Regions from separate parts of the Mus musculus genome. Here region 2 is linked to region 1. A link is a loop called in an ENCODE intact Hi-C map of the cell type or tissue named here. Cell type or tissue: gastrocnemius. All regions are shown on one strand. Each heading gives the region's core, and the rest is flanking DNA. Links, peaks and the distances in the headings are about the cores only.

The links. Peaks named below come from ENCODE experiments on the same cell type or tissue, not always from the same donor. Only the 100,000 strongest peaks of a DNase experiment are listed, where the experiment ranks them.
Region 2: it touches region 1 in a loop (3-fold over the local background); 10 of 42 quality-filtered maps call a loop at or near these places.

What each region holds. Positions count from the first base shown.
Region 1 is chr4:53,377,578-53,388,622 of GRCm38, reverse strand. All of the region lies in intron 2 of Gm12496 (a long non-coding RNA gene), which reads left to right. Among named protein-coding and RNA genes, the nearest start is that of Gm12496, 21 kb to the left of the region's middle. In gastrocnemius, for the core only: a CTCF peak has its summit at 3,785 (motif pointing left); DNase peaks (open chromatin) are centred at 2,038, 3,770 and 6,417; H3K4me3 peaks cover 474 bases; H3K27ac peaks cover 1,339 bases.
Region 2 is chr4:53,539,220-53,550,264 of GRCm38, reverse strand. Slc44a1 (solute carrier family 44, member 1) reads right to left here. Exons shown (of 16, transcript NM_001374697.1): 8 at 8,825-8,964; 9 at 7,714-7,900; 10 at 6,558-6,723; 11 at 5,568-5,724; 12 at 4,497-4,580. Among named protein-coding and RNA genes, the nearest start is that of Fsd1l, 87 kb to the left of the region's middle. In gastrocnemius, for the core only: a CTCF peak has its summit at 5,162 (motif pointing left); no DNase peak of the experiment used is centred there; H3K27ac peaks cover 281 bases.

The sequences.
Region 1 (11,045 bases), core at 704-8,703:
CCCAGAAATGAACCCACACACCTATGGTCACTTGATCTTCGACAAGGGAGCCAAAACCATCCAGTGGAAGAAAGACAGCATTTTCAACAATTGGTGCTGGCACAACTGGTTGTTATCATGTAGAAGAATGCGAATCGATCCATACTTATCTCCTTGTACTAAGGTCAAATCTAAGTGGATCAAGGAACTTCACATAAAACCAGAGACACTGAAACTTATAGAGGAGAAAGTGGGGAAAAGCCTTGAAGATATGGGCACAGGGGAAAAATTCCTGAACAGAACAGCAATGGCTTGTGCTGTAAGATCGAGAATTGACAAATGGGACCTAATGAAACTCCAAAGTTTCTGCAAGGCAAAAGACACTGTCTATAAGACAAAAAGACCACCAACAGACTGGGAAAGGATCTTTACCTATCCTAAATCAGATAGGGGACTAATATCCAACATATATAAAGAACTCAAGAAGGTGGACCTCAGAAAATCAAATAACCCCCTTAAAAAATGGGGCTCAGAACTGAACAAAGAATTCTCACCTGAGGAATACCGAATGGCAGAGAAGCACCTGAAAAAATGTTCAACATCCTTAATCATCAGGGAAATGCAAATCAAAACAACCCTGAGATTCCACCTCACACCAGTGAGAATGGCTAAGATCAAAAATTCAGGTGACAGCAGATGCTGGCGAGGATGTGGAGAAAGAGGAACACTCCTCCATTGTTGGTGGGATTGCAGGCTTGTACAACCACTCTGGAAATCAGTCTGGCGGTTCCTCAGAAAATTGGACATAGTACTACCGGAGGATCCAGCAATACCTCTCCTGGGCATATATCCAGAAGAAGCCCCAACTGGTAAGAAGGACACATGCTCCACTATGTTCATAGCAGCCTTATTTATAATAGCCAGAAACTGGAAAGAACCCAGATGCCCCTCAACAGAGGAATGGATACAGAAAATGTGGTACATCTACACAATGGAGTACTACTCAGCTATTAAAAAGAATGAATTTATGAAATTCCTAGCCAAATGGATGGACCTGGAGAGCATCATCCTGAGTGAGGTAACACAATCACAAAGGAACTCACACAATATGTACTCACTGATAAGTGGATACTAGCCCAAAACCTAGGATACCCACGATATAAGATACAATTTCCTAAACACATGAAACTCAAGAAAAATGAAGACTGAAGTGTGGACACTATGCCCCTCCTTAGAAGTGGGAACAAAACACCCATGGAAGGAGTTACAGAAACAAAGTTTGGAGCTGAGATGAAAGGATGGACCATGTAGAGACTGCCATATCCAGGGATCCACCCCATAATCAGCATCCAAACGCTGACACCATTGCATATACTAGCAAGATTTTATCGAAAGGACCCAGATGTAGCTGTCTCTTGTGAGACTATGCCGGGGCCTAGCAAACACAGAAGTGGATGCTCACAGTCAGCTAATGGATGGATCACAGGGCTCCCAATGGAGGAGCTAGAGAAAGTACCCAAGGAGCTAAAGGGATCTGCAACCCTATAGGTGGAACAACATTATGAACTAACCAGTACCCCTGAGCTCTTGACTCTAGCTGCATATGTATCAAAAGATGGCCTAGTCGGCCATCACTGGAAAGAGAGGCCCATTGGACACGCAGACTTTGTGTGCCCCGGTACAGGGGAACGCCAGGGCCAAAGGGGGGGAGTGGGTGGGTAGGGGAGTGGGGGTGGGTGGGTAAGGGGGACTTTTGGTATAGCATTGGAAATGTAAATGAGCTAAATCCCTAATAAAAAATGGAAAAAAAAAAAAAAAAAAAAAAAAAAAAAAAAAAAAAAAAAAGAAAGAGCGTCGCCATCTTTATCTGTGTGGCCAGTCTTGGATAGAAAAGGATAGCATCTAGAGAAAAATAGCAGCTAAATTAAGGGAGAGATCAAGCCCGTCCAACTGAGAGAACATGGTGATTTGGAAGCAAAGCAGAAAGTGTTAGATTCACTTAATGAATTTTAAATGTTTGCTCTGAGCTGGCGTGTGGCCTAGACTGCGCTGTTGGCTCACGAACGCTTGGTTGCCAAATGGAAACACAGAGATAAAGGCGAGACAGAAAAAAAGTCAGGTCTGATAGGAAGGTAAGGGGTGCAGCCACAATCCACGGAGAGGAAGTAATGGGTAGCTATCAGTGAGTGACTTGGTGGCTGCCCTGGGACTCTTCCTCTTTTTATGGAGTCATGTCCCAGTTGTGGCCACCAGAGTGAATGAGTGAAGACGTATACCAGTTTTACACTAAATGTGCCTGGAGGGTTTATGGTCCATGGGAAGCCAGCTGGTGGCACAGAAGCAAGCAGGCAACGAAATGTTTCAGAGTTACCCAAAAGTAATAAGCCTTTCCCCACAAAGTTTCTAGTAGGTTATTTTTTTTTCACTGTAATATCTTCTTCACTCTCTGCCCGAATTAGCATCTACTTCCTATGGAAGATTAACAGCCATGTCCTGTAAGTGGGACTGTCACCAAGAAGGGTGGAAAGAGAATCCTCTCTTCCTTTTCTCCGAGGGACCCATTTACAAGCTGCTCTCCATGTGGCTGCTTGGCACCTTGGGTCCCAATGAGTCAGGAGAGATGCGTGGATTCTTCTGACATCCTGGAGCCAAGCATACAGTAAGCATACTCCTTCCCCAACTGGGACCTTCAGAACCACAGTCTTAAATACCAGACAGGAGAGGAGTATGGCTTCCAGACTCCTTAAACAAGTGGTCAGAAAGGTCCCCCATGATGAGGGAGCACGGACCTACCTTCAGCTGCCTCTACTCTTTAAAACAAAATATAACATGCTAGAGACTAAGAAGAGGCAGATGGGCTGCACGGGTCTCAGGCTGTATGCTGGAATAGACTGGAATAGAGCCACTAAGTCCAGTTTTGCTTAAGTGGATTGCTTTAGTTGAAGGCAGAGGAGGGGCGGCTGCCTTTGATGCTCTCAAGTTCCACGGTGTTCATTTCCTACAAGAGTACCTTAGGCAGGACAAGAAAGAGTAGCCTTGAGGGGTCCAGGACAGAGTAGAGACATTCTAGTGTCACAAGTTTTTGTTTTGCTTAATCATTATCAGGAAATAAAACTACACTGATGAATCCAACGCTCTTTCGCACTGTGTGACAATACTATTTTGTCACAGAAAATTAAATTGCCTCCTCTTCTCTCTCTCCTTCCTTCCCTTCTTCCCTTCTCCTCCCTCCCCTTCCCTCCCCTTTCCCTTCCTTTCCTCCTCTTTCCCCTTTTTTTCTTCTCATAGTGGGTTGGGTGTTGAACTCAGAACCTGGCACATGCTATCATTTAGTTGTGTTCTCTAGCAAATAAAATTTTCTCTCAGCTCACATTTCTGGAACTCTTGGGGGAGAGTTTGTAAACACAGCAAACCCCCAATTTAGCTGATCTCCTACAGTCTTCAGTAGCACTTGGACCCCGTCCTTTTGTTTTTCTTGACTGAAGTAGCTGGCACCGTTGAGTTGGCTAGCCATGCCTACGGTTCCCTGTGGAATGACAGTTTCCTGGGTCACTCCTTCCAGGCAGCCACACCCACGCATGCTCACTGAATGCAATTGTGCAAGCCCTGAACTTCTGACCTACATAGCTATTAGCTATGGGGGGGAGGGGGTGTCTTTTCAAGGCATACAGTGCAACAACAGAAAATGGGCACATTCGCGAGTCTTCCTCCTTTATTTCTCTGAAGCAACCAGAGAAAACCCATCGCTCAACTGTGGCTCTAGTGAACTGTGTCCCAGAAAGGAGCACCCATACTGCCCTCTGCTGTTTGCTTTTGATAAGACAGGTACTTGTGAGTGAACCACCTTTTCTGAGATGTGGGCAAGTAGAAGTTGTGGAAATATTGATGCCAACCTGGTATAGGAGTCTCTTTTCTTTGGAAGTAAACAAACATTCAACACAACAGTCCTACGTCCAAAACTCTTAGTGACAGGGAGAAATGAGCACACACAGCAAGGCATATGAGTGACAGGAAAAGGAACAGGGACCACCAGGGAAGATCGCTGATTGGAGACCAGCACCTTCCACTGCCCAGTTTATTTTTCACCCAGGCTTGCTGGGAGCTCAGAAGTATTGTACAGAAACCAGCTCTCTGTTAGCTCTAGGGCCCATGACTGAAGCCTGGAAGCCTGGAAGCTTGGAGAAGGTCCTGGTGAAGAGAAAGCTTGTTTCAGTTTCCATAGAAAATTATCTTCAATACCCCCCCAGTCCCCCCGTCCCCCCCCCTGCCGCGGTGAGCATAGACCCACATGTACCCCACACAAGGCTTAAAGGTTTCTGTGAGCCAGGCAAGCTCAACCGCGTCTTTACAGCCTTGTCTTTCATCTTTACAACTCTGCCTTCCGTCTTTACAGCCCTGCCTTCTGACTTCATAGGCCCAGCACCTCAGAGACTAGCAGGGCCTGAAGAGCTATATTTTGGGGGAATTATTGAGATTATGTTTATTGATCCAGTTTCATGCTGGACCAGGACAACATATGTTCACTTGACAGTTTTTTAATATTCATTCAGAAGTCAAGCAGGAGGGACCAGGCACTTTTGAATGTCCTCCTCATGACAACCTTGTGAGGTAGACCCCAATATTACCTATCACATGACAGAGACTAAGAAACAGGAAATAGTTTGTCTGATTGTAGAATTGGAATTTGAGTCAAACTTACAATTTATAAATGGCTTCCTTTCTTCCTTCCTTCCTTCCTTCCTTCCTTCCTTCCTTCCTTCCTTCCTTCCTTCCTTCCTTCTTCCCTCCCTCCCTCCCTCCCTCCCTCCTTCCCTCGCTCCCTTCCTTTGTTCTTCTTCTCTCTGTCTATGTCTCTCTCTCTGCTGTGCTGGAGATCAGCTCAGGGCTTAGTTTGCTCTATACCAGAGTTCATTGAACAACCCCCTGACCCTTCTTTTATTGAGACAAAACCTCACTGTGTATCCTACAGGATAGGTGTCAGGCTGGAAACCCCAGAGTGTTGGTATGACATGGAGTTCAAAGCTGAAGGTCGACTGCTGGCTTTAAAAGACGAGGGTTTGTTTCCCTTGACCTTCACATTATGGAGGGCAATCTGTTTTACTCAAAGTTCACTGATTTCATTGTTCATCTCACCCAAAAACACCCTCACAGGAACAGCCAGAATATCATTTGCTCAAATGTTTTGGGTCCAGCAAGCTGATACATTAAAAATTAACATTTAATTAAAATTAAAAAATCACAGATGATAAAATTGACTCTGAGTCCTTAAATAATGAGATATCTGGGGCTGGAAAGATGACTCAACATTTATGAGCACTGGCTGCTCTTCTAGAGATTCTGAGTTCAGTTCCCAGTAATCGCACGATGGCTCACGTAATTCTCCGTAACTCCAGTCCCAGGGGATCTGACACCTGCTTTGCTGGGTACCCGACATGCACACGGTGCACAGACAAACATGTAGGCAACACACACATTCACCTAAAAGAACATGAAAAAAAAAAAAAGACTGGGATGCTTCTAGATATTTAAAGAAAGGAAAATTGGCCATTTGTGATGGTGCGTGTCTTTAATCCCAGCACCCAAGGCAGAGGCAGGCAGATCTCTGTGAGTTAGAGGTCAACCTGGTCTACAAAGTGAGTTCAGGACAGCCAGGGCTAGTTACGCTGAGAAACCCTGAAGACACAGGGGAGGGAGGAACTTCAGTGAGTAGACAATTACTGGGTTACATATACAGCTTGGTTAAATACACAACATAGTCCTGCAGGGTAGCCTTTGGGATTGTCTTGTCAGAAATCATTTACTTCACTACTATAAGGAACATCAAGATAACAAGTGATGACATTGGTTCTGTGCTTGAAGCTCGTAGAAGGTACCTACCTCTCCATTGAGAATTAAATAACTCTCAGGCCTTGTGAGTCTCCTAGTTTAGTTGTTCTGCATAGTTTCTCTTACCACCTTGCACCCAGCGCCTCTCCTATGTAATTACAAGAAAGCATTTTGCCATGCTGGACTGGCCTGGGGACATTCTCCACACTCCACTCTGCTCCATCCTTCCTGGGAGGCAAATGACCCAGGCCTCTTTACCCAAGTAGCCAGGGAAAAAAAGGAAGCTCATGCAGGGACATCAGAATAGATGTAGCTGAAAGCATTCTGAAACCTCAGCCCGCCCCGCCCCCACCTTTCATACTCAAAGCATCACTTTGCCTTACAGCGATCTATGTGATATTAAAGCTGACCTGCTCACAGTAGCACCACTTTCTTTGATGGTGGAATAGAATGAGGCATGGTAAAGTACACAGAGAGAGAGCAAAATAGCCTATCTGCCACCCACAGTTCAGCCTCATATAAGAGTGCTCATTTATCTGAGTACCAAGGACCAGTCTGTCCCTTGCAAAACTTTGCGTTCTCCACCACATCTGGCACCAGGCCTGGTGTATCTGGAGCCGAAGAAACTGCAGCTGCATGATTGGCAGGGGTCATTATGGGCTGGAGATTTTGTTAGAAATGGGAGCATACAGTAGAAAACAGTTTGAGACGGCTATTCCAATGTCTTGCTATTTCCCAGGCCATTCTTTGAAACAGCGTCTCCAGGACATGGTACCCTGGAAGAAGCAGCTCTCAAAAGCACACAAAAACCCCTTTATTTAAAAAAAAAAAGTGACCCAGATGGCAGTACCAAATAATAACAATTATGGTGATACATATTTATCACGTATTCTGAGGCCAGACAATGTCTGGGTTTAGATTATAAATTGGCTCATTATCAGGAAAAAGATATTTATTGAAACACAGCAATGATCAATGGGCTCATTACCCTCTTATGGCGGCCAAGAAGTCCTGAGACACAGCCTGTCGCAAAAACGAGGCAGTTATTTGTGCCGGCGCTATCTGGTGCCCAGTTTTTTCCCACAGGGTTGATTTGTTCTGAGAAGAGGAACAGGGACAAGAATCGGACTTCAGGGTCTTGATCTGATCATCTGGAAAATAGAGCTAATTGAGGTGTTCCCCTGGGGGGCTAGCTTTATCAATGTCTCAGCGAGGCAATGGCCTGTTATTTAAATATGAGCCCACATGCCCCTTTCCCTTCTTTTAGCGAATGTTTAGTATACGTGGCAGTGTTTTCATTACAGTGTTCCACGCAGGTGCATGATGGATTTTGGTCGTCTCAACCCCATTACCCACTCTAGCTTTCTCTTGTTCCCATCTATTTTCATTGACTGTTGAGTGTGTGAACCAAAGAATGTTACATCTTAGGGTTACTTACAGGAATGCTTTCCAGTAGTTACAGCACTGAAGAAAACATTTTTTTCTTCCTCAGAGTGCTGTAATTTTCTTTTTTAAATTCTAGCTGTTTTTTTTTTTGTTTTGTTTTGTTTTGGTTTTTGTTACATTACGGCTTTTTAAAGGAAGCGCTTGCCTAGATTCAGCTCACTGCTTCTCTGATTCCTTATTCAGAAATCTTTTTTTAAAAAACTTGTCTGTGACTCTTGAGACATTTTAAATAGTATTTAGCATAGAATACGCAGGAAGACCCAAATACCTGCCAGGCCGCAACTAGCCAAAGAGGAGACCACTATGAACAATGGTTTACACAATAAGCCGCCACTGAAGGGGCTCCAGGAGCACACGTGTAGGGAGGCCTTAGGAGGAACATAGCAGGTGCTTTGGGAGTGACACAAATCTAGGGCTGGAGAGTTACCCCAGCAGTTAAGAGTGTTGGTATTCTTGCAGAGGGTCCAGACCCAGCTCCTAACCCACACTGGGGAGTCTATCCCATAATCAACCACCAAACACAGACACTATTGCATATGCCAGCAAGATTTTGCTGAAGGGACCCTGATATAGCTGTCTCCTGTGAGGCTTTGCCAGTGCCTGGCAAATACAGAAGTGGATGCTCACAGTCATCTAGAGGATGGAACACAGGGCCCCCAATATAGGAGCTAGAGAAAGTACCCAAGAGCTGAAGGGGTTTGCAACCATATAGGAGGAACAACAATACGAACTAATCAGTACCCCCGGAGCTCGTGTCTCTAGCTGCATATGTATCAGAAGATGGCCTAGTCTGCCATCACTGGGAAGAGAGGCCCCTTGGTATTGTAAACTTTATATGCCCCAGTACAGGGGAATGCCAAGGGCCAAGAAGTGGGAGTGGGTGGGTAGGGGAGCAGGGAGGGGGGAGGGTATAGGGGACTTTTGGGATAGCATTTGAAATGTAAATGAAGAAAATATCTAATAAAAATATATTAAAAAAATCAACCTTCCAAAATTCCAATTCCAGGTGATACAACACCATCTTGTAAACTTAACACCATTAGACATGCATGTGACATATTCATAAAATAACTAAATAAATCTTTTAAAAAAAGTATACACGTATAGGAAGTTGAGTAGGGAGCTGTGGACATTTAGGGACCCTTTCCTTCAGAATACCCTGAATGGAGAGCATGAGGGGGTGGGGGTCCTCTGATCATAGATATAATGAGAACATTCATAGTCAACTGGGCACTCCCTGTATCCCTTTAGTATAACCAGCAGTAAACTCTACATGCCCGACATGTTTGAGGCTGGAAAGAAACCAGACAATGATGGCTGAGGACAGATGGACAGGACTGACAGACATACAGTATTCACCATCTTCAACCACAGTACAGATGGTCTCAGCTCACAGATTAGGGCTTGGCACTCACAGACATAACACACAGATGTGGTTAGGAGCCCAAACACACTAAATGGGCTTCAGGGTTTTCTTTTTTATTAATCCTGAAAATGGGAACTTATCACTCAGGATATTACCGCTCATGCTGTAATAATGAATGATTAAAAAACCTTCAATGATAACACGACAAATGCCCTTCACAAGTCTATGGTCCTACTTCATGGTTTCTTTATGCAGCTAACCAGCTACTCGGGGTAGCCCACTGTTGGGGACACTGCCAGTCATCATGGCACAGAGGAAAGGGAGCATGGCTGTATTAGTCATTTTTTTTTCTGTCACAGAATCAGCTTAAATAAGAAAAGGGGTTACTTAAGCCATGTTTTCATAGGTGTTGGTCTAGAGTCATTTGGTACCATTGTTAGGAACCTTAGGACCAGGCATTATGTCAGGGAACATGTGGTTTGGTGTGGTGGTTGGAAAACAAGAGTGCATGCGTGTGGGGAGTGGGGGAGAAGGAGTGGACTGTGAGAGGTAGGCTGGTCCTCATTGAGCTAAAGGCTTTGAAGCCCCAGAGACCCTGAAGAGACAGTAGGAGCTTCACCTGCTCTCTGGCACCAGGCCCCTGTCGTGTAGCCCCCACCCCCGTGGATTTGTGGCCATCAGTCACTAAGGGAATTGACCCCAAGCCCTTCCACGTGTAGATGAGGCATCCCTATCATCTCAGATAAAGACAATAGGAAAAGAGACGTGACCTGTGGTCAGGTAGACTCAAGACAGAGATCTCTATGCTAATGAGGTACCTAGAAGCCCAGAGGGTGTAGCCAATAAGCATTCCTTCCCAGCCATTCCTCTCTGCAAAAGGTATTTAATCCCAGGCCCACCCTGAGAAGTAGGGTGGGTTTATGCATCCACTTTCCATCATGCCAATAAAAGGTTTGGAACCACGGACTATCTCTTTTTATTGAGATTCGCAGTGGGGAGCCATGGAGAAGGCCTTCGCCTATAGAACCAACCATCTAGTCTCCCATAGAAGGCCTCTCTGCACTCCCAGCCATGATCACCACCAGGTCTGCTGCCCTGCTGGGTTGCTGCAGGCCCAGGAACCCCCAAACCAGCTCTGGCTTCCCACTCTCAGACTGTGCTTCCCCCACCTCTTGAGCAGTGTCCTGGTGTTTCTCTACTGCTCACACTTGCCACACTGGAGGTAAGAGCAGTCAAACTCCCCTCATCCCGCCTCCCTAAGTGGCTGGGCCCTGTGGCAAAGGAACCCACAACCCTACGTGTGTGTGTGTGTGTGTGTGTGTGTGTGTGTGTGTGTGTGTGTCTCAATAGATTCTACCAGCTATCAGTGACATCAGCTGGGGACAGAACCTTTAACACCTTTGGGAGTCCCTTAAGATCCAAACCATAATAGCAAGAAAGCATACAAGAGTTTTAGAGAACCACATTTCGGAATTGTCTCATGACACTTTCTGAACTTTATTGGTTAAGGAAAGCTAGATGGTTGCTCCTTAGTTCCATAGGGCACAGGAGGGATATGTAAACACCCACAGGCACAATCACTAAAGAAAGGAACCCAAATATTTGGCAAGTGGGGAAAGAGTTGATCACAGGTGTGGATAGAGGTCCCTCATGGGTTGCCCTGACAACGAAACAAATTACTTTTATACATGATTATGTGTAAGTGACACATTAATTGTAGCATGTATTTGCTATGAATATGATGATTATACGGTGAGGTAGTGTTGGGGCTAGTGAGCTAGATCCTAGGGGTACTCATCGAAAGGCAAAAATTATTTGTATGTAAGGAGAGCTATAGATTACAGACAACTATGGGCCAAATACACATCAACACTGATGGGGGGGAAGGGGTGGCTGAGAACAGGAGGAGGGAAGGTGAAGGACAACAAAGGAGAAATGAGTGACAGCCAAGAGAGGCAGAGGGACAGAGGACAGGTAGAGCCCAACTGTGGACCCTGCCATGGAGGTTCATGTCCTCAGACCCCTCCTCCATGTTGGCTTGAAGTCTTACTAGTAGATTTGCCATGCCATTGCAAATACGCTGACTTTCTTCTGGGTCTGGTACCGTTAGCTCCTCCTTCCCAGAGCCGTGATTGTTCCGTGTCTGTGGGGCTGCTGAATGAGACCAGTGATGAGAGCTCACCTTCAAATGCCGTCAGCGATGGGCCTGATACTCCAGTAAGTGTTTTGTACCTTAATAAAGCAGCTGCTTATTCATTCTAGGACCTGGATGTACAAAGCTTAAGAGTTTAGGCTGAAGTTGGCACTACCTGTCTGTCTTGGTGCTACTTGGTAAGCTGAGGCAGGAGGATGCTAAGTTCAAAGCCTAACTGGGCTATAGAGACTTAGGCTCTTAGTGAGAGTCTGTCTCAAAATAAAGAGTGAAAAG
Region 2 (11,045 bases), core at 1,809-9,808, 160 kb before region 1:
TTGGTTTTCTAAATTAACTGTCAATTTTAATAGCAGAAGACAAAATGTAAACATTTAGAATTTTGGTGTGTGTATGGTTTTTGTTTTTATTTTTATTTTTCCTTTCTCAGAAAACAGGGAGACTGAAGATCCCAATCACAACTGCCTGCTTTCGATGTCACAGTGTCCTTTAGGTCACACTCTGCATCACTGTCTCTTGTCTGAGATGCCCCAACTGCCCCTTGCATGCTTCAGTTTTCTGGCTCTGCTCCAGGCTTTCAAAGGCTGCATGCAAACCTCAGAAGAAACAACAAAAAGCTCAGATGAGCCAACTCAAGGAGAGGACAGACACCTTCTAAAGAGCACTGGGCAAAACAGGACTTTAAATGGGACTTCTGCACGGGAAGCATGGGGCAGAGTGACGGGCAGTGTGGTAAGCGGTGCTCATCAGAGCAGTATAATCCACACCACAGCTTCCCTGCGCTCTAAAGACACTTTCAGAGAGTAAGCAAGTGACCTAGGAAAAATAAAAGTGAGGACCACATTATAAGATTTTAACATATATATATATAAAAAACTGTAACAATTCACTATTATAGTATTGATATAAAAGTAGGCAGATTAATAGTAGAGAAAACAAAGTCTTATCATAGACTTGTGTGCTATAAATGATTTAATAATCCCAGCACTTGAGGGCAGCAGCGTAACGTAAGAACTATTACAAGTGTGAGGTTAGCCTGGACTACATACAACTCCATGTCATAAAAAGCAGAGAAGAACTCAAGAGGTGATTAACTGGGCGCTTCATAGTGGGAGACACACTGACTTCTCACTGATCCTAAGGCAACTAACCAAACGAATCCCTGACATGTCAGAGCATTAATCAAAGAAGAAAGAAGGAAACCTATAACTCCAACTCTAAGGGATCCAATATGCTATTCATGGTTCTGTGGGCACTCCCATTCACACACAAACTAACACACACACACACACACACACACAATTATCAGGAAGAGGAGGAGAAGGAGGAGGAGGAGGAGGAGGAGGAAGAGGAAGAAGAAGAGGAAGAGGAAGAGGAAGAACAGGAGGAGGAGGAGGAAAATTGAGGCAATAGTCAAGTGACATGTACCAGACAGCCATGAAGAGCCAAGTACAAGTTAATTTACCTGTACTGAATTTTACCCTATTTAATCCTGATGATGACAGCTATTATATATTTCTTTCTCTACTTACTAAGGATGGGAACTGAGTTACAGGCTCCACTGAGCTTACACAAAAGCTACACTATCTGTCTCTGAACTCTCTCCACGGCATACTACCTCAACAGGGCTCTAAAAATATGGGCTCAATTCCAGGAGCAGGGGAAGGAAAAACTTTACAATCTGAACCCTGATTACTCACGGAGGTGACATCGGAAGATGTGAGCTAACTTTTAACACAGTTCAATCTCCAGCAAGGCACCAAACATCTATACAGCATGCACTACGTCACTAAGAAAGGTGACTCTAGCCCTGGATGCTCTCATACCTCAGTGTTTCAGGGGGCAGGAGAAGGCTGTCTGGAGATCAGTTCTCAGTACTGCCATGACTCTCAGCATTTTATACACTTCACACAAATAGGTACTGACCAAGCTGTGAACCATCTCCCCGGAAGTTTGAAATACACTGCTGTTAGAAAACTGCTCGTTAGGCTCTACCTGTCACGGCAGGAAGCTTTCCAACAGCTTCAATATGGTTGGTTACATTATTTCAAATAAAGCACCACACATAATCGGTCCCCACAGAGCAGGACTCCATTGTCCCAAACACAACTACTAAGTGTGAGTCTAGAATTCTTCACAAAGCTTTGCTCATATTTGACCTACTACTACTTGAATGCATCTCCTGAAAACTCAGCTATCGTGTCTACAAATGAAGAGCCAAATTGGACAACTCCTATATGAGAATCGCTAACATCACACAATTACAAGTGAGCTACTGACATAGGATATGGTTATGTTTGAATCTGGAAGGTCCCACACTGGCTCATGTTTTGGAGGCTTGCCCCCTAGCTGGAGGTTCTGTTTTAGAGGCTGTGGAACCTTCAATAAGCAAGGCTGGAAAAAGTAGGTTGAGCCTCTGAAGGTCACTGCTCAGTCCCTGCTTCTGGCCCTGTGCTCTGCCTCCTGGCCTGCTGTGGTAAAAGCGTCCACCATGGACTCCTGCCATAAACTCTACCATGATGACCGAACCATGAGCCAAATTCCTCTTCTTAAGCTGTTTCTGTCAGGCATCTGTAGTACTTTATTTGAAATGACGTAACCATACTGAAGATGTTAGGTATGGTAGAAACACTGTTGATCTCACTTGTCATTGACTACTTGGCATGACGTGTAGGGTTCCCCCTCCTCTTCACTACAGCTACACGGCTTCAATGGAGTTGACTCTCACTTGGTTGGCCCTTTAGAACCTACATAATACTGGCATAACTAATAATTCAGTCTAAAGGCACCTGAAGACCACCTGTGCCTGTGAATCAGACACTCTGCTACCTTCTGAGAAGACAAAGCAAATAAGATTTCTGCCTTTAAGCTGTCAGTCTACAGCTTAAGATAAAGAAGTGACAGACAGTTTCAACTCCTTAATGTTCTTCCTGAGGCAAGCCCTGAAGCTCAGCAGAGGGCTGGGCCATTGCAAGAAGGGTTACCAAGGATGGGTTTCTGGCACAGGGCGGGGAACGGAGCCCAGAGATGCAATCTAAGCCTGACATCCTGAGGATGTGCTACTTACGCAAGGAGACCATTTAAGGACAATGACTTTTAGTCGGTCTATCAAATGTTCCCAGTTAAAATTTTAAAGAAACTTTCCGGTTGTTCTGGGTATTATTAATATTTCTAAATGAGCTTCCAAACACTTGTTCATTCACAGATAATAATATGACCTGTAAAAGCATGTTGAATATATTCTTATTAAATATAATGAAGCATTATATCCACTTGCTCATATTAGCCACAGAGCTCGCTCAATAAAGCAAATGCAGGCATGCCCGATACCAGTGACACAGAACATCCACCTTATGGATAATATACAGTGAAGGCGGAGCACAGGGCTATGGGTAAGTGGAGGGAAAGTCGATCACTTAGAGGTGAATGGTAAGAAAGTCAATTTCGCTTTGGCTTGTTGAATGAGGGCATCAATACATTAAAATTGATTGTTAGGGAATGAGAAAGTAAACAAAAACTAGATGACAAGAATGGCTGGCAAGATGCACAGGGACAAATACGGTAGCTATGCAGGACACACACAAACACATACACACACACATACACATACATAGACACACATGCACACACATACACACACACACACACTAAACAAGATGGTCAAGGGACAAACAAGCTAGTTATGGAGGACACATACACACATACACAACACATACACACACATACCACACACACTAAAAAAGATGCTCAGGGGCAAACATGCTAGCTATGGAGCGCACTCGCGCGCGCGCACACACACACACACACACACACACACACACACACACGCACGCACAACAAAAAAAGTAAATGAGGACAAGATAGCTCTACAGCCAAGTTCTGCTTGTTTAGATATAGAAACACAGAGGGAGGCCTAACCTGTGTCCCTAAGTGTCAACTCCTTCAGTCAGCCTTCAAAGTGCTGCTTCCTAGGGCTGGGACAACGGCTCAGTCGGTAAAGTGCTTGCCGTGCATGAGGACTGAGTCTTAAAGTCATGTAAAATCTGAGCACTGGGGCATGCACCTGTAATCCCAGAACTGAGGAGACAGGAGACTCCCCAAAGTGTGACGGCCAGCAAGGCTAACCACATCAGCAGGCTCCAGGTTCAGAGAGCCCCTGACTCAAAAAACAGGTGGTCAATGATAGAGGAAGGTATCAGACCTTGGGGCTCTGAACATGTGGATGCAAACAGAGATATGCACACATAGACCTCGGGGCTCCACACATGTGGATGCACACAGAGACATGCACACATAGACCTCAGGGCTCCACACATGTGGATGCACACAGAAACAGAAAAGAAACAACACTTCCTCTGATAATATTCCTCAGGCCAATATTGGAGAGATCTCACGGTTTGATTAAAACAAAACAACAAGAAACAAGCTATCTCTACCAAGAGCAGCAACTGTGCAGAAGAGTCAAGGTCTAAAAAGGACCCAGAGCAGATTTCCACTAAAATAAAGCTTTCAAACAGTACTTACATAATGCAAGAACAAAAAAAAGATGTGAATTAAGAAAAAAGGGACTTTTGAAGAAAGATGAACCCAATGATGTGTTTATCCATGTATCAAAACTGAGATTAACATAATAACGTCAGTGAGCAAATACACTAGTTTAAAAACAGGAACAAAATTTGAGTATACTCAGTCAAAAAACAATGTATAATGCCAGAAGAAAAACACAGATTTTTTTCAATTAAGTTCAATTAATTTATCTTGGAAGAAGGAATGGCACCTGTCTATTTGAAAGTGGGTCACTCGTAGTGTGTGTTACCTGGTTTAAGTAGCTCAGGCACTTTTCAAGACACCAAAGGCAGCAAATGCAGGATTTCAGCATGCATCGTGCACAAGCGTTTTCCTGAGAGAGGAAAAGGCAAAAATAATTAACAAACACAGAAGCAAAAATCTAATCATCATGAAAACAACTTCAAATTCGAGAAACATAAAAATTTTAAAATCACAATGTAAGTTAAGGCCTCCATACCTACGTCTTCCCCAATTATTTTCAAATCACTTCAAAGCAACATTTATATACTAACGACTACATATATGATAGAGGAAGACACAGGACCAGCAAGACAAAATAAATGTCAAACACCCAAAGGTTGGAGTCAGAGTATGGTTGGTGACACCGTGTTGTGAGGGTGGGGAACAGGAAGAGAACATTCTTGGACCAGGTTCCAGGGAAAGGTAGATTGTGAGCACAGCCATGCTGAAAATCACAAATTATTTCCAAAGTCAGTAGGGGATTCATATATGTTAGACAGCAACCCTTTATGAGAGATACGGGTTAGGTGGATTTCTTGACTCTTCAGGCTCATTTTTGTTGCCTGTTCTTTCTGTTTAACAAAGAAAAAATCCTTTCCCAGATCAATGTCAAAGGCCACTTCCCCTGCTTCTGCTCAGAGGTTAGAGACTTACTGTTAGACTCACTGCCCTCTGCTGTCTCCTACTGGGGACACTTGGCTAACAGAGCTGACCTGGATATGAGGGTATGAATATTCTTAGCACAGAGATATGATAAGTGCTGTGAAGCTAGGAGGCTTGGTTATTCCACACTTATGCATGTATCAGAACATGCCACACCCACATCATATATAGTTATTATGGGTTCTTAAGAAAAAGGGTAGAGAAGTGCTTCTGTTTCAATAAACTTGGTGACTCGTGGTTAGACAGATGATTGTTCAGGGCATGTGGAATGTGTACATGGGAGACATGGAGGAAGAACTGGATCCCACTTTGTTCAGACTCTGAAGAAAACATCTAGAAGTTTATCCTACTATGTGCAGAATTGAGGTCTGGTGTATGCGCCCCAAGAGAGCCTGGCTAAACACACTGCTCTCACCTTCCCTTTGAGCTGACTGTGGATATACATGAGGACCATCCTGGGGATTTTGACGAGGGTGATAATGAAGGATCCTTTTGCCACAGTACCGAGGTGGTAACGAATAAGGCGATTCACTGATGCCAGAATAGGTGTGAAAGGCAAATTCCGTTTATCCCTGTTTTAAAAATGATCAAGAAGATAATTAAAACAAAATCTAGAACAGGAAGGAAATACAGATATATATGGTCTGAAATCTACTGTAGTGTAAAAAAAAATCACAGCAATATTATCTAGCTTTAGGACAAACTGACAAAGTAACCAAAACTGTGGTAAAAATGTTACAAAATCAGCTTCACTTCTCTACAACACCAACAGAGCAGTTCTTATGCTCTGTGACTTTAGATCAAACTGGTTTTGAAAGTTCTTATTAGTGACTATTTAAGGAATAAACTGTATCATCAGAAAATGGAATTTTAAGAAACAGTCTATAGCTGGCCAGGTGCGATGGTAGCTCAGACAGAGGCAAGCGAGCCTCTGTGAGTTTGAGGCTAGCCTAGTGTAGGACAGCCAGCTGTCTCCAAAACAAAACCAACAAAATCTCTACAGCCAGCAGCTCAGAACAGACTACTGAATAGATTATTCCTTTAGGTCTCAGTCCTGAAGGTAGCAAAAGGGGTCTCACGACAGTTCTTCTGAGAGAAACAAATGAAGCTTGCCTTTTAATGGTCTCTTAACCTGATACTCAACCAAGTTTACTTCTTTATAGGTCCTTAGGTCCCACCATGGTCTGCTAAGCTGGTTTGGAGGCAATTACAGCCAAGTGTGAGAGGAGGAATATCCACTCCACAAAGTTACCAACCATACATTTGTCACATCCTTTCCAACTCCCTTTTTTAAAAAACAAAACAAAACAGAAAAGAGACGGTTGTTGCCTTAGCCCCACTATCTTTGCCTGTAGCCATGGCTAACTCAATGAACTAGGGTTTTCTTGTAGGTAAAAAGTCTCACCTAGTAAAGTAGTATGTTACCACAGCTCCTGCCACAGTCATCTGCTGACAGGCGAGAATGAACTCACTGATCCAAATCAGGCCAACCACGTGGTACCACCACATGTACTGCAAAGGCCCGGAGATTTTGTACTCCACGAAGCCTTGCTCATTCTGAACAGCACTGCCTGGGAAGATGTCAAGGAAGCAAAGAAGCATCACACATCACATATAGCAGAAACTAAGACCCGTGGCTACGGACTGTGAACAAGCAGTAGGGTTTCCTGCGACACACAACACTCAATATGCTGGCTCTTAGTGCGGTTTCACTATGGGACGCAATTGTTATAACTTTAAACAGTTGCAAAACTAAACATCACACAATTACACATTTGGTTTCTTCTAAGGCATCGTCAAAGGTGTTTAAACTAATCTATTTAGATATAGTTCTAATTCCATTATCAGTTATTTGGGCCTGAATGTTGTTTGTTTCTCCCTCCTTCCTTCACCCCTCTCCTCCCCTCCCCTTCCTTCCTTCCTTCCTTCCTTCCCAGGGTTTTATTTACCCAGTAATTATAGATGTAAACTATTCTCTAAGCATAGAAATAACTGTCCTATTCCTTTACTGAGTATGAGCTGACTGGACAGAGATGCTTCACACAAGGTCACCGTCATTACCCTCACCTCTCACAGTTAACACCCATATCTTAATATTTGGTCCTGTGCTCCACTATCAGGAACTCAATAGTAGTCCAGGATGACTCTGGACTGTGAAGCAAGGCACAATGGCTATGAATTTATTAATTCATTTCAAAATGGATCCAAATATCCGAGTAAATAGAGAATCCACTTCAAATCCATGACCCTCTCAAAATTAAGATGTTTTAGGGCTTAGCTGGTCTAGATCCAAATTGCTAAGATCTGCTAAAAGTCATGAAGTGAGCATGAGTTATTGATGCCCCCTCTTGTTAAGATTTGATGGCTACTAGATCTCTGTCAACAAATTTATGAAGAATTCTATCTCTCTGGGGGGGGGGTGTATTGTACTAGGGACCAACAGGCTCTCACCCATGGATGCAAGCATTCTATACTGAGCTACACCCCTAACCTCTTTGATGACTTAAAATGTACGGGTACAAATTAGATTCATGAACGGGGGAAGAAACTGCATTTCTTACCAGTAGTGCCAAGGAAGAGAAGTGTCATTATCCAGTATGCCCAAAATAAGACGAGAGCAAAAAACGTCCAGAAGGGCTGGAAGACTAACAGAGGCAAGTGTATGAAGACCTTGCCAGCCACGTGGAACAAGGCGATGGTGAGAGCCACACGCTTGCGCATAACCAGCATGATCAGGAAGAGAATGACCTGAGGAGGGGAAGAGAGGAGAGCATCGAGTCTGTAAGTGGTGAAAACCCAAACCGCACAATGGTGCACAACTCTAATGGAACTTCCTCAGTCTATGAAGACCTTCCCTCTGCCCACTAATTACCAGTCAAACTGTCAGTCAGGACAAGACTCTTTCAATTGCACAGCATGCCTATCAGTCTGAGCAATGTTGGGAGAGCTATATGCTACCACCTCAAAGCAAGGGAAGTGCTCCTTTGTATTTCATCTCCTTTGTTGACTGAAGCTCCTAAGGTCGGACCTGTGGCAGAATAACCATTGGCTACTCACAATCTCCACCCCGTTCCTCTAGAAGCTAGCATAGAGAACTCTAGTTAAAGAAGCACGGCTAACAAATATCTTTGGAGCCAATAGTTTTAGTGCCATTATTGTTAGTATTAGTCTCATGGATGCTCAAAAAAACAAACTTGAGATGATTCCCTCCTTTAACTACAGGCTAGTCAGTGAGATTGTCACTGTCTAACACATGTCTAAGTAGAGTGTGTCTCACTTACATTTTCAATACCACATGCATTGTTAAAAGGTAAGTCTTAAATACAAGCAAAAATAACAAATGAACAAGTAAGAGGAATGATATTCTATTTCTTAATATATTATTCAGCAATATGGAGAATTGTTTCCCAAGATGTTAATTATATTTTGACAATGAGAAAAGTGTTATTAGCAAATGACAATATAAACATCCCAAGTGAAAATTATCTCAAAAGGCACACAGGGCAGAAGGAACTGTTGGATAAAAAGAACACTCATTGATTAGAGAGGCCTCTAGCAGTTTTGAACTGGGAGTACACTATGGGGAAGCTGTCCAGGGGCTGAAGGGAGTCTCCGTCCCACTTAGGACCATATGCACACAACACTAAGATCCCCGCCTGCATTCCCACTCACAGTGAACACTGTCGCTGAAATGGCATAGATGAGGAGCGCCCGCAGATTGTCCTCAGCTATCTGAAGCTGCTCAGGAATAACTGCTTCTTTGGGGGACCTTCTTTGCTTTGCATACAGCCACCATAATACACCCGTGCCACCTGGAGATACACGACAATTTGGTTTTGCAAATATCAGTACAAGTAAATACGTGACATATATGCTTAACTTTCTGGACCTACACTTTTTATGACCATTTGGGACACGGTGACAATCCACTTAACTATAATAACAAGGCCTAGCGCTGAAGGCCATGCAACTGATTAAATATTTGAACAGAGATTAGATAAAGGAATAACAGACAAAAAAAGTAGTTCTCCCCAAAGGTGGGAACAAAAGTAGGAAACCTCTGAATGCACTGGGTTTGGGGGCTAAAGAGCTTTTATCTCTAATACTAGCTCAGACGTAAAAAGACTGAATAACAAGGCAAACCTACTTCCACATATACCTGGATTTCCACCCAATGAATTTATTTAGCACCTCTTCACCAGGGACAGGACAGTAAACAGATGCCCACCCTCTCTGCTCACTGAGTTTACACAGCAATGAGGAAATGTAAACTAGCAGAAGTAACTCACAGGAGAATGTGAAATCTAAGTGGAAAATCTAGGCAGGACAATACTAGGCTGAGGAAGGTGCTGCAGTTTTTTAACACTGATAAGCAAGGCCTCACTGAGATGATGTGTCTGGGCAAGACAGCAACGTCTGAGAAAGATCAACTTCTGAAACTACGTAAGGAGAAAGCATCCTAGAGAGAAGTCTAGGAGGCTGAGGCAAGACCCTGCATACTAGGAGAGCTCCTTCTCTAATCCTAAAGATCACTGACCCATCCTAAAGCAGGCCAGCAAGAAAGATGCTGGGAGGTATGGGTCGAAGGATACCTGCATGCCAGACTATCCTGCAAAGCAGTGATTGGCTACAGTAAGGAGACTACTATAAGAAATATCTGGCAGATAAAAGTTGGTCTAAGATCTACACTTATCAAGCCGACCTCCACCTGTAAGTTCCCTATCCTATTTGTTGGTGAATAGTAAACTGTGGAGTTTTCTTCTAATGAAAACTTGTGGAAAACAAATCAACTAAAAGTATATAAAGATTCTTCTTCCCCTTTGAAGTCCCAAGGTACCAGAAAGCTGCTTGGAAAACTGTTTAACATATCGGAAAATGAACAGAATTACACTCTCTACAAATAGGAGCAGGCAGTCCAGAGAGGGGCTGAAGCTGTCGGAGAGCGGAGTGAAAACACCTACGTTAAGGCTGCTCACAGTAGACGCTTACAGCACACTTACTGTAGCCGCTGTGCATGAAGCTCCTGAATCCGGGCTAACACCGAGGGTGACCCAGTTTATCCATTACGGCTAGTAAACACTCTTATTGATTTCACAAATTAGAAAACTGAAATTGGGCAAGTTAAGTAACGAAATACCTTGTACAGTAAATGGTAAATTGAGGTTTATTATTAAAGCGACATATCTGAACATGAGTCAGACTCAAAGGCTGCCACAGATGAGAAGAGGAAAAGCCAGATGCGAGCAGGAAGAGCAGAGATCGGAACTGAGTATCAGATCTCAGGCCCTCTGTTTTTGCCAGACATGGACTGACAGTGGGAAAATTAACACCAAGAGGGAAGAGAGTCAGCCTGGCCAACTCATCCCGATGGAAAGGAGAACAGCAAGACTCTTCAGAAGACTATGACGTATCGTGGACTAAGCCATGCCTTTAACAAGAAAAACCGCCACTGGGACAGGACCAATGACCAACCACAGAAACAAAAGCAGCTCTTCTGAGGTGGGAAAGAGCCACTCCCAAAAGACGACAGGCAAGGAGAGGAAGCAGACTCATTTTTTAAAGCCTTTATCTTAAAGGGCTGCTGGAAAACACATAAAAACCTCTAAGGGGTGAATCAGGGAAGGAAACAAAATGCAGTCTGGTCAGCCTGAGGTTCTGGGGATGCACAGGCAGGAAGGGGCGTATGTGCCCGACTGCAATGTGGTCAGTCTGAGGATTCGGGATGCACAGGCAGGAAGGGGCGTATGTGCCCGACCGAACACGCTTCTACCCAGGGAATCCAGAACGTGCGTGTAAAAGTAAAGACAATATGTGATCATCTAGACCTTGGGAAAATACGGGATCTATTAAGTCCCTCATGAATAAATCATCTGAATTCGGTCAATACAAAGGT